Regions from separate parts of the Homo sapiens genome. Here region 2 is linked to region 1. A link is a contact called in ENCODE Hi-C or POLR2A ChIA-PET data. All regions are on one chromosome and are shown on one strand. The core of a region is the stretch at or near the end of the contact, and the rest is flanking DNA. Distances in the headings are between cores, read along the strand shown. Region 1 holds the start of EHD3 (EH domain containing 3). Region 2 holds the start of SLC30A6-DT (SLC30A6 divergent transcript).

What was found. A loop is a pair of places that touch in the nucleus more often than their neighbours do. ChIA-PET counts read pairs that join two places held with the same protein, here RNA polymerase II (POLR2A). Pooled maps may share reads with other maps.
Region 2: a map of CD4-positive, alpha-beta T cell shows a loop between it and region 1 (5-fold over the local background). The contact joins the promoter of SLC30A6-DT here to the promoter of EHD3 in region 1. A Hi-C loop is called at or near these places in 1 of 168 maps with a recorded cell type or tissue (CD4-positive, alpha-beta T cell) and 5 of 50 pooled maps. POLR2A ChIA-PET finds 5 or more read pairs at or near these places in 1 of 52 experiments (K562).

The regions. Positions count from the first base shown.
Region 1 is chr2:31,230,439-31,236,928 of GRCh38, forward strand. It overlaps EHD3 (EH domain containing 3), which reads left to right and starts at 3,714. Exons shown (of 6, transcript NM_014600.3): 1 at 3,714-4,410. The coding sequence starts at 4,184. It also overlaps a transcript of CAPN14 not described here.
Region 2 is chr2:32,164,356-32,170,487 of GRCh38, forward strand. SLC30A6-DT (SLC30A6 divergent transcript) reads right to left here and starts at 1,384. Exons shown (of 1, transcript NR_185886.1): 1 at 686-1,384. SLC30A6 (solute carrier family 30 member 6) reads left to right here and starts at 1,509. Exons shown (of 14, transcript NM_017964.5): 1 at 1,509-1,548. The coding sequence starts at 1,546. RefSeq lists an enhancer at 2,829-3,345.

The DNA.
Region 1 (6,490 bases), core at 2,464-4,963:
TGTTTCCCAAAGTATTTGTGCCAGCCTGCACGCCCATCAGCATTTTATGAGAGCTCCCATTGCTCTACATCCTCACCAACCCTACCATCCAACTTTTTATTCTTGCCATTTTGGTGGGTATGGAGTGTTAGTGTGGTTTGGCATTTCTCTAATTACTAATGAGATGCAACATGTTTTCTTGCGTTTATAGGGCATTCATGTAGCCTCTTGTAAAAGACATTTTTGTAGCTCTTGCCAAGTTTTTTTCTATTGGAATGTTTGTCTTTGTTATCGATGCACAGCCATTAGTTCTATATTCTGGATGTGCTTTCATGGGTTTTTGTGTATAGGAAATATCTTTTCACTCACTTTTGTATTTTTAGTTGAACGAAAGTTTTAAATTTTGCTAGTGCTAAACTTAGTTTTTTTCATTTTTCAGTTTGTGCTTCTGACGTCTTGTTTAAAGAACTCTTCCTGACTTTGTGGTGATATATATGCAATCTCTATTGCAACTTCTGTATATGTCAGGCTTCCAAATTTCCTGGCTATTTACTGTGTTGTTATTCTGTTGGTCTCTGTGCCAAAACCATATTAACCACTGTAACTCCATAACAATGTCCACTAGGGCAAGTCCTCTTCGCTTAGTTGTTGCCATTGCTATGTTACTGTTGTCCTCTTCTCTTCTCTGTTCTCCTTTTTCTGCCCTCCTTCCCCTTCCACCTCTCCCTCTCCTCCTCCTTATTCTTCTTATCTTCTTTCTTCTCCTGGAATATCTAAGCTTTTTTTTACTATTGCTCTATAAGTTATACATTTTAGAATCACCTTGTCAATTTCCATGGAAAACCTTATTTAGATTTTGATTTCAATCATATCTCTCAATTATTGAATTTATCAATCATGTTGTAAAGAATTCACATGTTTGTGACAAGGAATCCTTCCACAATGGAACATGGCATGTCTCTCCCATTTACTTAGAACTTCTTTAACATCTTTCTATAAAGTTTTATTATTTTTCACATAAAGATCTTGCATATCTTTTGTCAGATTTATCCGTAAGTTTTTGTTCTTTTGAACACAGTATCTTTTTTGAATATTATCTTTCATGACCTTTTATTGCTAGTCTATAGAAATGCTCCATTAGTTCCTTTTTTAAACAGATAGATTTCAACTACTCAAGACTGAGACGGGAGTAGATGTGTCAACACGCACTTGGTAAATTAGATATTCGGAACAGACATTCAGCAGTAGACAATGGCATGGCCGTACTGATTACAAAATTCTTGAAATACTTCCATAATGGGGCCCCTTGATTTCTTTCCTGTCACGCTGGCCATACTGACCTCTCTCCGGGGACAGGCTCAGATCTCTCCAAGGTCCAGACGCCACTGTATTAACACCAGGCGTGGCACGGGGCCGCAAGCCTTGCTCCACTAGGAAGGCCAGTGTCTGTTCCGGGTGTTTGATTCTCATGCCTTGTGAGTTGTTAAATATCTTTAATATTACTCCTTAGGTTCGTATGTTGGTAGTAGCTAAACACCAAGGGTGAAATATTAATCTGAGTGAATTCTCAACAAGAGATGATCAGTTTTGGGGTTCAAGGAGGGAGTCGGGAGATCTGAGATGTAACTAAGGAGATTCTATTCAGCACTGGCCTCTGATAATCCCCCCTCCCCTGAAATCCCTGCAGCTTCACCACACTCCTCTTGAAGCTCCTGCAGGCACTTCAAACGCAACACGTTTTAGATTGAACACATTATCTCTGTCTGCTAAATCAGCTCTCTCTCTGCCTCCCCTAATTAGTGGAAGAGCTTCTCCAATGATCTTATCCCCTATGGTAGAAAATTCAAAATCATCCTAGACTGTGCCTCACCCTTATGTCCTCTTTTTTTTATCACATACCAAGATCTGACAATTCTATTCCATGAAAAAAATCTTTTGAGTCTGACCTCTTCTCCAATCCCATTGCAGCTGTCTCCTAAGTTTTGGAATAGTTTCCTAAATGGTCTCTTGGCCTCTGTATTCGTCTGTTTTCACACTGCTGTGAAGAAATACCTAAGACTGGGTAATTTATAAAGGAAAAAGGTTTAATTAACTCACAGTTCTGCATGCCTAGAGAGGCCTCAGGAAACTTACAGTCATGGCATAAAGGGAAGCAAACACGTCCTTCATAAGGCGGCAGGAGAGAGAAGTATGAGGAACCAAGTGGGAAGAGCCCCTTATAAAACCATCAGCTCTCACGAGAACTCACTCACTATCATGAGAACAGCATGAATGAAACTGTCCCTATGATCCAATCTCCTCCCACCAGCTCTCTCCCTAAACGCATGGGGATTATGGGGATTACAATTAGAGATGAGATTTATGCGGGGACACAAAGCAAAACCATATCAACCCCCAACCTCTTTTGCCCCTCCAACACTGCTCTTGGCATTCCAGTTCCTGCCTGGTCCATAGCCTACTCCTTCTTCATCTGTGGAAGGGAGGGTAGTGGGAGTCATTAGCCTGGGCAGGGAGGAGTGTTTTATCACTACACTGTTTAGAATGGTGCCAATACAAAGCACATCAACTTTCAGCAAGTTTATTATTGGGTTTAAATTCTCTACACACGATGCACTGCTTTTGCCTACACCTGGACAGTGTTCCCACTCACTCTCCTTAGTATGATGCTGGAGATAATATGATCTGCCATGAAGGTTAAATAAAGCAATGTTCACTGAGAACTTAGCCCAGGCCCCTGCACATGCTGAGCATTTTGTTAATGTAACAATGATTAGTAATAGCATTGCTATTGGTTCCCCATCTCTGGCAAAGCCTTTCATGCTTGGCCTCCCTCACTCTCTTTCACCTTCCTAAACCCTACACTCCAGCTATGCCAAACTGTTTACTCTGCCTTGGACACACCAAGTTCCTCAAGCCTTTGCAAATACTCCTTACGCTCCTAGAACAATGGATGTCAATTCATCATTTAGGATCCAGCTTACAGTCATGCTTTCCATGAAGCCTTCCTCAAATTAGCCACACAAAAGGAGTGACTCCTCCCTGTATTCCCATGACCCTCTGCTCATGCCTCCTCTTTAAAGCCTGCCTTCACTGGAGTTCCTGGAAGGGAGAGTCTGTTCAGCACTCATCTCTGTATCCACAGTCACCAAAATTGTAACTGCCCCATAATAAATTCCCAATACTTGCAGGGATTTTGCTTCTTGGCTTGTTTTGTTTTGCTGGAATGAATGAATAAGTAAATGGGAACGATTTTGACTTCACCCTAAGCCTAGCTAAAAGTTTGGGTAGTGACAGTTTTGGTTATTTTGTGTAACCTGATAGTGGATCCCCTTTCTATGCCAAAAAAAAAAAAAATCCCCCAATACTAGAGTACCTGTTTTCCTAGGGAATTGACCTCAGCAACTGAAGGAGAGGCGATTCAAAGCAGGGAGTGTGATGAATAGGTCAACTCTGTCCTCGCAGCCGTCCCTGAGAGGGCGCTGTTCCCAAATCGAAGCCCCAGAGGCGGAGACTGAGACACCGGCACTCTCCCACTGGACTGGGTCAGCATCCCTCTCCCCGCGCGGCCGCAGGTCTAGAGCTGAGCGCCTGCCCACAAACATGGCGGCGCCCTGCGCGGCTTCCCGTCGCCGCAACCGTGGGGCCGGCCCTGCCTTGCCAGTACTAGGGGACTTCCTCTGCGCGCCGGCTTCCTGCCCAGCTGGCATTTAAACCACCGCCTGGGGCTGCAGGATGCTGCTGCGGATGCAGAGCTGTCCGCGGGCTGGGCAGCGTCGCCGTCTCCCCTGAGCCGCCTCGGTCCGGCAGGAGCGGAGCCGAAGCATCCCTTGCTGCACGCAGGGCAGAGCAGGCGAGGGCTGGGGGCCGATCGGGGACCCCGGCTTGGGACCCCGGCATCTGGCAGTTTCCTTGCAGGTTCAACTTTAATTGCCAAGATTTCACCCCTCCTCCTCAAGCCCAGATTATTTATCCTCCCTCCGGCCTGGGCTGCTGGATGCAGCAGCGGCTGGGCTTGGTCCCAGGAGCAGGGAGAGTGCGCTCCCGGCCCTCCTAGCCGCGTGCCCGGGCCATGGTGCGGCTGAGCCCCGCGCTTGGGTGAGGCGGCGGCGCGGCTCGGAGCCCGGCGGACCGGTCCTACGGGACATCTTCCCCTGAGGAGGAGTCTTCCCCTGGGGCTGCGTGCCGGGGGCGAGCGGCGGCCGCGATGTTCAGCTGGCTGGGTACGGACGACCGCCGGAGGAAGGACCCCGAGGTTTTCCAGACGGTGAGTGAGGGGCTCAAGAAACTCTACAAGAGCAAGCTGCTGCCCTTGGAAGAGCATTACCGCTTCCACGAGTTCCACTCGCCCGCCCTGGAGGATGCCGACTTCGACAACAAGCCCATGGTTCTGCTGGTGGGCCAGTACTCCACTGGGAAGACCACCTTCATCAGGTGAGCCGGCCCAGGGTCCTGGCAGCCCACCCCGGAGCCCAGCGCCTAGTCCCTCCGGTCACTCCTGGTGCTCCATCCCAGACAGGGGACCAATGGGAAGCCTTCAGTTGAGGGCTCTGAAGAGATCTGTGTTTGTGCAGGCGTCAAAATCTTACCCCACAATTTTTGCTGGTCCCCCTTCCCATCCTACCCAATACCTGTCCACTCTACTTGGCCCTTGGCTGTGGTGGTCAACCTGAAGTATTCAAGTGTAAAGCCATTCCCAGTCTCCCCATCTTATGGATGATGAAACCGAGGCCCAGGAGGCACAATGGAAGAGCTCCTGGTCTCTGGAGCGCCTTATGTTGGTGGGGATGTCTTACGTCTTCACTTTTTAGCAACACATCATTCACGGGCAAAACCTCTTCCCTTGTTTTTCAAGGGGCTTGGCACTCACATGGGGGCCTCACAGTTGCAGCTGAGTTCTGATGGGTGCGGGCCTGGGAACGGAGGTGGCCTGGGGATGCTACTTGTCCTCCTTTTATCATTTCCTTCTCTAAAGCAGAGCTCCTGTGTATATATCTTGGAGACTCAACAGAAGCTGAGTCCAGAAGCAGAATGCTTTTTTTTTCCCCTTTCTCTTATTTGATCTTAATGGCTTAATAATAATATTAAAGACGCTTAGAGATGGAAGGGATATTGGCATTGTCTCATCCAGTTGCTGAGTTTGCAGGTGAGATAACCGAGGCGCAGAGAAGTTAAATGAATTGTGCAGAGCCATCTAAAGAGTGGGCAGCAGACCTGGGATGTTAAGTCCTAGATGCATGTGAGGAGATGCTTGGCTAAACGCCTGTAACTCTGAGAATGAGTCATCCATTCCCTTCAATTACAGAATCCTTGGGCTGGAGGGAGGCTCAAGAAGTCAATTTGTTCACCCTGCATTCAGAGAAGTCCACCAGAGGCCCTTCTTATCTTTAGAGAACAGGCTTCACTCCAGTCCTCAATCTTCCCAACTTCAAGGCCAGCCATTTTCTTGGCCCCTTTTATAGCCATTCCAAATTGTTGAGAATGCTGTGGCCCTCTGTCTTAAGACTCAGGCTCCCACAGCTTGAGAATGGAGTTTGGTGGCCCCCCAAAGTCAAGTGTGCTCATCTCCTGCAGAGGGTTTGGAAAGCAGGGGTACCCTTATTCCTATTCCTTGGCTGTTTGAGCATCCACAGCATGTGAAATGCTGTGCTTTGTTTGGTGAGGAGTGCAGAAAAGTTAACAGTCTAGTTACTAATTTTCTAGGTACTAATTTTCTCTAACATCCACCTTGTAACGCCAGCCTTCTGGAAGTAGCACCATGCTAATAGGTCATGTCTAAACACAACACCACATTGAGTTTGTCCTTGTGGAGTGCACAGCCTAGGGCTCAGCAGCTTTAAGAGGCCAAGTGATTTCTGAAGGAGTTTGGGAGGTGATGGGCCTGTTGGCTCTTGTATGTTTTATATTGATAGAACTGCAAGAGGCCTTAGAGATTAAACTAATCCATTGCTTCTTAACTTTCTATCTTTAGAAAAATGTACGTACATCCCAAATTTGCATATAATGTTGGGGGTCCAAGGGCCTTCTTTGGACTTTAGGGTGGGAACCCCTGATCTAAGCCATGCTTCTTGTTTTATTAAGCACCCATTGCTGCCAAAGGCACTTCAGAGCTGCCTGGGTTGCCTGCAGAGTTTCCTTTGTGAGCCCTGGCCTCCACTTGGCCCATTCATGCCTCAGGGGAAGTTCAGGCCATTTGCAGATGGCCCTTGCCCTCTCAGCCTTCCCTGGCTCTCTACACATATGGTATTTATAACCTTTCATACATTATCTGTAGCTTCTCCTTCCTGGTGTACAATCATTGACAAGACAACATCCATGCCTTAGCATCTCTGGGGCCTTGCCCAGGGTCTCGGCTATAGGAGGTTCCCAGTAGACATTTTGCAGAATGGGAGGGAAGATGGGGAGAGGTGAGGATCCCCAAGCAGCAGACAGGTTTGAGCGCCTTTTGTCTGAGACACTCTCCCGGCTTTGCCTAAGTCATCACTGGCTGTTAACTGGGTCTAAGAAAGTGGCA
Region 2 (6,132 bases), core at 134-2,633, 930 kb after region 1:
ACTGCAACCTCTGCCTCCCGGGTTCAAGCAATTCTCCTGCCTCAGCCTTCTTAGCAGCTGGGATTACAGGCACCCGCCACTACGCCCAGCTAATTTTTTTTATCTTTAGTACAGACAGGGTTTCACCATGTTGGCCAGGCTGGTCTCAAACTCCTGACCTCGTGATTCGCCCGCCTAGGCCTCCCAAAGTGCTGGGATTACAGACGTGAGCACCACACCTACTCAGTTGTTCTGTATACCATTACATGTTCAGCAACCCTAATCCAACCATCTGAAATTAAAATGCTCCAAAATCAAAACTTTTTGATCATCAACACGATGCCACAGTGGAAAATTCCACACCTGACCGCATGTAAAAAGCTGTAGTCAAAATTTTGTTTGATACACACACAATTTTTAAAATTGCATAAAATTACCCTGAGGCTATGTGCATAAGGTGTATACGAAACATAAATGAATTTCAAGTTTAGCCTCTGGCCCCATCCCCAAGATAAAGAGCCACAATCTGAAACAGTTCTGGTCTTAAGCATTTGGGATGAAGGATACTCAACCTATACCCAGTTTTCTACACGACACTACTTATGAATATCTTTTAAAAATTTCTTTATCCCTACTTGTTTTCTGTCTTCCCTACCAGAATATAATTTTCACGAGACCAGTATCTGACAAACACACGTGCTACATATTCAATCTTTATCGAATGAATTTAATATTTTCCAAGTTTTCTATAATTAACATTACTTCTATATTATTAATTTTATAGAGAATCCAAATAGCATTTTATTAAGTAGACCATTAGTCGGTCCGAGTTCAAATTCTGCTACTACAGCAAACTATATGTAGGACTCAAGGCAAGTTTCTTTTTTTTGAGACGGAGTCTCGCGCTGTCGCCCAGGCTGGAGTGTAGTGGCGCGATCTCGGCTCACTGCAACCTCCGCCTCCTAGGTTCAAGCGATTCTCCTGCCTCAGCCTCCAGAGTAGCTGGGATTACAGGCGCGTGCCACTACGCCCGGCTAATTTTTGCATTTTTAGTAGAGCCGGGGTTTCACCATGTTGGCCAGGCTGGTCTCGAACTCCTGACCTCAAGTGATCCGCCTGCCTCGCCGCCGAAAGTGCTGGGATTACAGGAGTGAACCACCACGCCTGGCGGAGGCAAGTTTCTTAATCTTCTTTCCTCACTTGTAAAACTGGAATACTGTCCATTTTCATAAGGTTAAATCATACAACACAGGTAAAAGCGCTTCAGCACGCAACGAAATTTTTCTAACGTAACGAAAAACTCCTCGTTGCTCCTTGCCTTGCCCTTAACCTCAACGCTTCAGGTCCCGACCAATCTCTCGGAGAGCTCAGAGGGAGCCGCTCTAGCCGCCTTCCGCCACGGAGTGCAGGGACAGCCGGGAAGGGGACGGAAGCCGGAGGCCAGAGCACGCACTTCCTCCCACGCTTTCCTCACAGCCAATCGCCCACTGGTGCCCCACCCCTTCCGTTCTGGGAAAACTCGAGCACCCAGAACGGCTTCCGGCGGGAGCTGTGCAGCTCCTTATCATGGTGAGTTGGCTGTTGGGGTGAGGGTTTCGGCTGTAGCTGATTCGGTTTATCTTATTTGGTCCCGAAGCGACCTTGAAATCCCTCAGCCACCCAGAGGAGGGGTCATTGGAGTTGAAGTCGGGCCCCTTGGCAGGAGCGGCTGTCTCCCAAAATGTTCCCCTTCAGAGTTCTGGTCCCTTTCGGTCCCTCACCTGTTCCGCAGGCGCTCACGATCTAGGCCCCGCTGCAGGCAGAGCTTTCAGCTCCTGGCGAGTTTCTGACTTCCCTCTGCCGAGATTTCTTTAAGGTAATAAAAGTTTTTGCCAGCGTCAACAACTAGGCCACCAACAAAAGATCTGAAAACAAGTCCACAGCAACAACTGTAATAGTGATTCTTAGAGCAGTGGCGATAACGCCAGCGGAAAAAAAAAAAAAAGGTTAGTAATAGGGTTTTAGGGCAGACGTCTCACTCTGCAACTTGGCTTTACTAAATATTAAGTAGCCTGATTACGGCAGCAAATTTCATAAGCGCAGTAACTACAGAAAGTCAAGGTGTTGGTAGGACATTTTATTGCTGCTTTATTTCTGGGTTTGTAGAAACTAATGGAAGACCCAGTAGACGTTATGGTTGTTGGGATATGGTGTTTTCTCTCAAATTTGTTAGAATTAGTCATTCTTTGCCTTTAGAGCTCAAATATATAGCTCTGAACTTTAAAGATAAGCAGTTGGTTGGGATTTGAAGTGTCCAAGTGGCGTGTGCCTTTTGAAAATGCATTTATTAGAAAAATTTATGGAGTACTTATTGATAGCCTACGTATGAGAAAGAGACCACATTTCTGTGCCTAAGCTTTTGTCACTGTACTAAGTTTTTTACTTAAGTGGATATGGTCGGGAAAATGCCTCATTCACACACTTTATGTTTTGTAAATTTTCTGTAATCCTTTTGCACACAGAAAATGGGTAAAAGTTTACACTTTTTGGCTAATGATCAAATAGCCTTCAGTTACGCTCTTCTTCAAAACATTCACCATTGTGAAGCCTGTAGCCAGAGTTATATTTCTAAAATTTGACCACATCACTCCCTTACTCAAATTTTCTCCTTTTTTTTTTTTCTGTAGCACTCAAGATAAAGTCCTGTTTAGCATGGCATACAAAGCCACTCATTATCAAGCTTCTTACTTTTACAGCCTCTTTTTTTGTTGTTGTTTTCGAGACGGAGTTCCACTCTTGTTGCCCAGGCTGGAGTGCAATGGCGCGATCGCGGCTCACCACAACTTCCGCCTCCCGGGTTCAAGCGATTCTCCTGCCTCACCTTCCCGAGCAGCTGGGATTACAGGAATGCGCCACCACGCCTGGCTAATTTTGTATTTTTAGTAGAGACGGGGTTTCTCCATGTTGGTCAGGCTGATCGCGAACTCCTGACCTCAGGTGATCCTCCCGCCTCTGCCTCCCAAAGTGCTGGGATTACAGGCGTGAGCCACCGTGCCAGGCCACAAACTCTTTTTTTTTTTTTTTTTTTAATGCATACATGTATGCAACATCCGTATTTCAGCCACAGTGAATAGCTTGCAAATCATGCTGTATTAATTGAGCCTTTGTACCTAATTTGCATATGCTCTTCCATCCCCAGAATTGTTCTCTGTTCTCTATCGGCTGTCCTTATCAGAATAACCCTTATATATCCTTAATTATTTTTCATGAACCTTTCCCTCATGTTCCAGTATCCTCTTAGTTGCTTCTCCTTTGTGCTCTGGTGGTACCTTGTGCTTTTATATGCACAAACACACACACACACACACCAGTTTTGTTACATAAAGCTGCACAAAACGAATACATACAATAGAAACTTAACTTGCCTATAATACTGATGATTTGAAGGGAGTTGAAGATAAAGGGATAAGAGACTTAAAATTCAGAGGTCTTTCAGATTATACACCTTCATTAACTCACAGCCCTAATTTAAGAAAGTAAAACTTGAATCTCTTGTGTTTTTTACCAGTAACATCTGTAATCCTTACAGACGATGTTAAAGTTGTGTACTTATTTGTCTTTCTCACTTTCTAGACTGTAAGCTCATTGAGAGCAGGACCTATGTATTTCACCCTAATTCCCAGAGCTTTGTAGCGTGCCTGGCCCAGAGGAAGTTTTCAATAAACATCTGTTTTATAAGACACTGAAAACTTATGGCACTATATCTTTATGCTTGAAACATTAGTATTAGTCATGCAGGGAAACAGTATTTAAGGTTTATTTTAAAGGATATTGAGAAAAGGTTTTGCGTTTATTAAGAACATGCTATGTGAAAACAGTACTTTCTTAGAAAATATAAAGAAAAATACAAATAAAACGTCTGTTTTATAAAGCACTGAAAACCTATGGCACTATATCTTTATGCTTGAAACATCAGTATTAGTCATGCAGGGAAACAGTATTTAAGGTTTATTTTTTAAAATAAATATTTTAAAATAAAATATTGAGAAAAAGGTTTTGTGTTTATTAACATGCTGTGTGAAAACAGTGCCTTCTTAGAAAATATAAATAATATAAATATATAATATTAAAAATATAAGTATATAAAAACAAAATATAAAGGAAAATAGCCCTTGTCATTAGTGAAGTTACTAAAATTACAAAGCAATGTAACAAGTTGAAGGCTTTACTTTGGTTAATGCAAAATAAGTGGCATAAAAAACACTATAGTTTGGAATGATCTAGGAAGACTTCATTTAAGAAGTGAAACATGAAACTAAGTACTTTGTGCCCCACTCTAATACTCTTAATCTAATACTTGTTTGTCATTATATGAATAAGAGCTTGGGTTAGACAGATCTGGCCTTTTCACGCAAGAGTGGTCATGAGACAAAAGAGTAGACCAGTTTAACTGAAGTTGAGGGTTTCTATCTGGAGTAAGAGATAAGACTGGAAAGAAACAGGCTAAGTCATTGAAAACCTGGAAATTCAGGTTGTAAAATTTGTAGTTTATTCTGATAGCAATGGCGAGCCAATATAATTTTGGGAAGAGTGATATGACATTAGGATTTTTGTTTTATTTTCATTGTCAGGATGGCATCAGAAGTGGCTTTCTGCCTCTTAGAAACCTTGTTGATTCTCTTAACCTGAAACTTAAAGTTGGCTAGGGTTAAACAGAAGATGTCCAAAATAACAGTATTAAGGAGAATTTTTTAAATCTTTGGAACCAAAATAACTCACACATAATTCTTTAAGAAAAGAATATATATACATATGTACATACACATATATATAATATTTATACATATGTACATTTATTTATGTATTTATTTATTTATTTCGAGATGGGGTCTCGCTCTGTTGCCCAGGCTTGAGTAAAGTGTGAACCTGGCTCACTGCTTGACTTCCCGGGCTCATGCGATCCTTCCACCTTGGTGTCCTGAGTAGCTGGGACTACAGGCATGTACCACTATGCCTGGCTAATTTTTTTCTTTTCAATTTTTTTGTAGAGACAGGGTCTCAGTATATTTCCTAGGCTGGTCTTGAACTCCTGGGCTCAACTGATCCTCCTGACTCAGTCACCCAAAGTGGTGGAATTACAGGCATGAGCCACCATGGCCAGCCAAGAAAAAGATATATTTATTGGCTGGGTGCGGTGGCTCACGCCTGTAATCCCAGCACTTTGGGAGGCCAAGGCGGGCGGATCACGAGGTCAGGAGATCAAGACCATCCTGGCTAACACGGTGAAACCCCGTCTCTACTAAAGGTAAAAAAAAATTAGCCGGGCGTGGTGGTGGGTACCTGTAGTCCCAGCTACTCCTTCACCGCAGAATGGGGCTGCGACAGAGTGAATATCCTGTTTGCCGTGTAGCCTATATTTAAAATCAGACTGTCCTCCTCAAAAGCAGCTGGAACTGAGGTTCAAGAGATGGATGTGACTGTGTATAGGGAGAGGCATACCATTTTTATTTTTAAAGTATCAAGAGAAATCATGATTTCACATTAACAATACAAAGTTGCAAAAGCAAATGTGAATAATGAGCAGGTACTGATTTGGCCAGCTTTATAAATGTGTAACTTTTAAAACTGGGTTATTCATCTTTTTAAAAATAGTTTGTGGAAGCTCATTGTGTATAGAGAAAATTGGCCTATTGTCTGTTGTGAATTATAGTTTTTTTTCAGTTTGACCTTCTTAAAGTTTTTTTCCCCCTTAAGGGTATTACATTCGCCCATGAAATTATATAGTAAAATCAATCAATTTTTTTCCTTTAGAGCTTCTTGGGTTTTATGCCCTATTAAGAAAGGCTTCCCCCAACTCCCAGATTATAAAATAATACATCTAGACTTTCTTCAGTCAAGTACTCTATAAATCTGTATTTTATTTTTAAAAATAACAACAGAGTAAGGAGTAACGGTAAGGGTGAAACATTACCTTGATCAAAATACCATTTATTGACTGGCTTATATTTTCTCCCAGTGATATTGGATACTGCTTTTCTCATAAGTTAATTTCTCATATGTGTTTGAACTCTCTGTTCTGCTAAGGCTTTCCCATGTGATTTCCTAAACTTGGGTGGTTAATCCCCTCTAGTTGCCACTTGGTCTCCTCTCTCATTGGTGAGCCCTATCTTTACT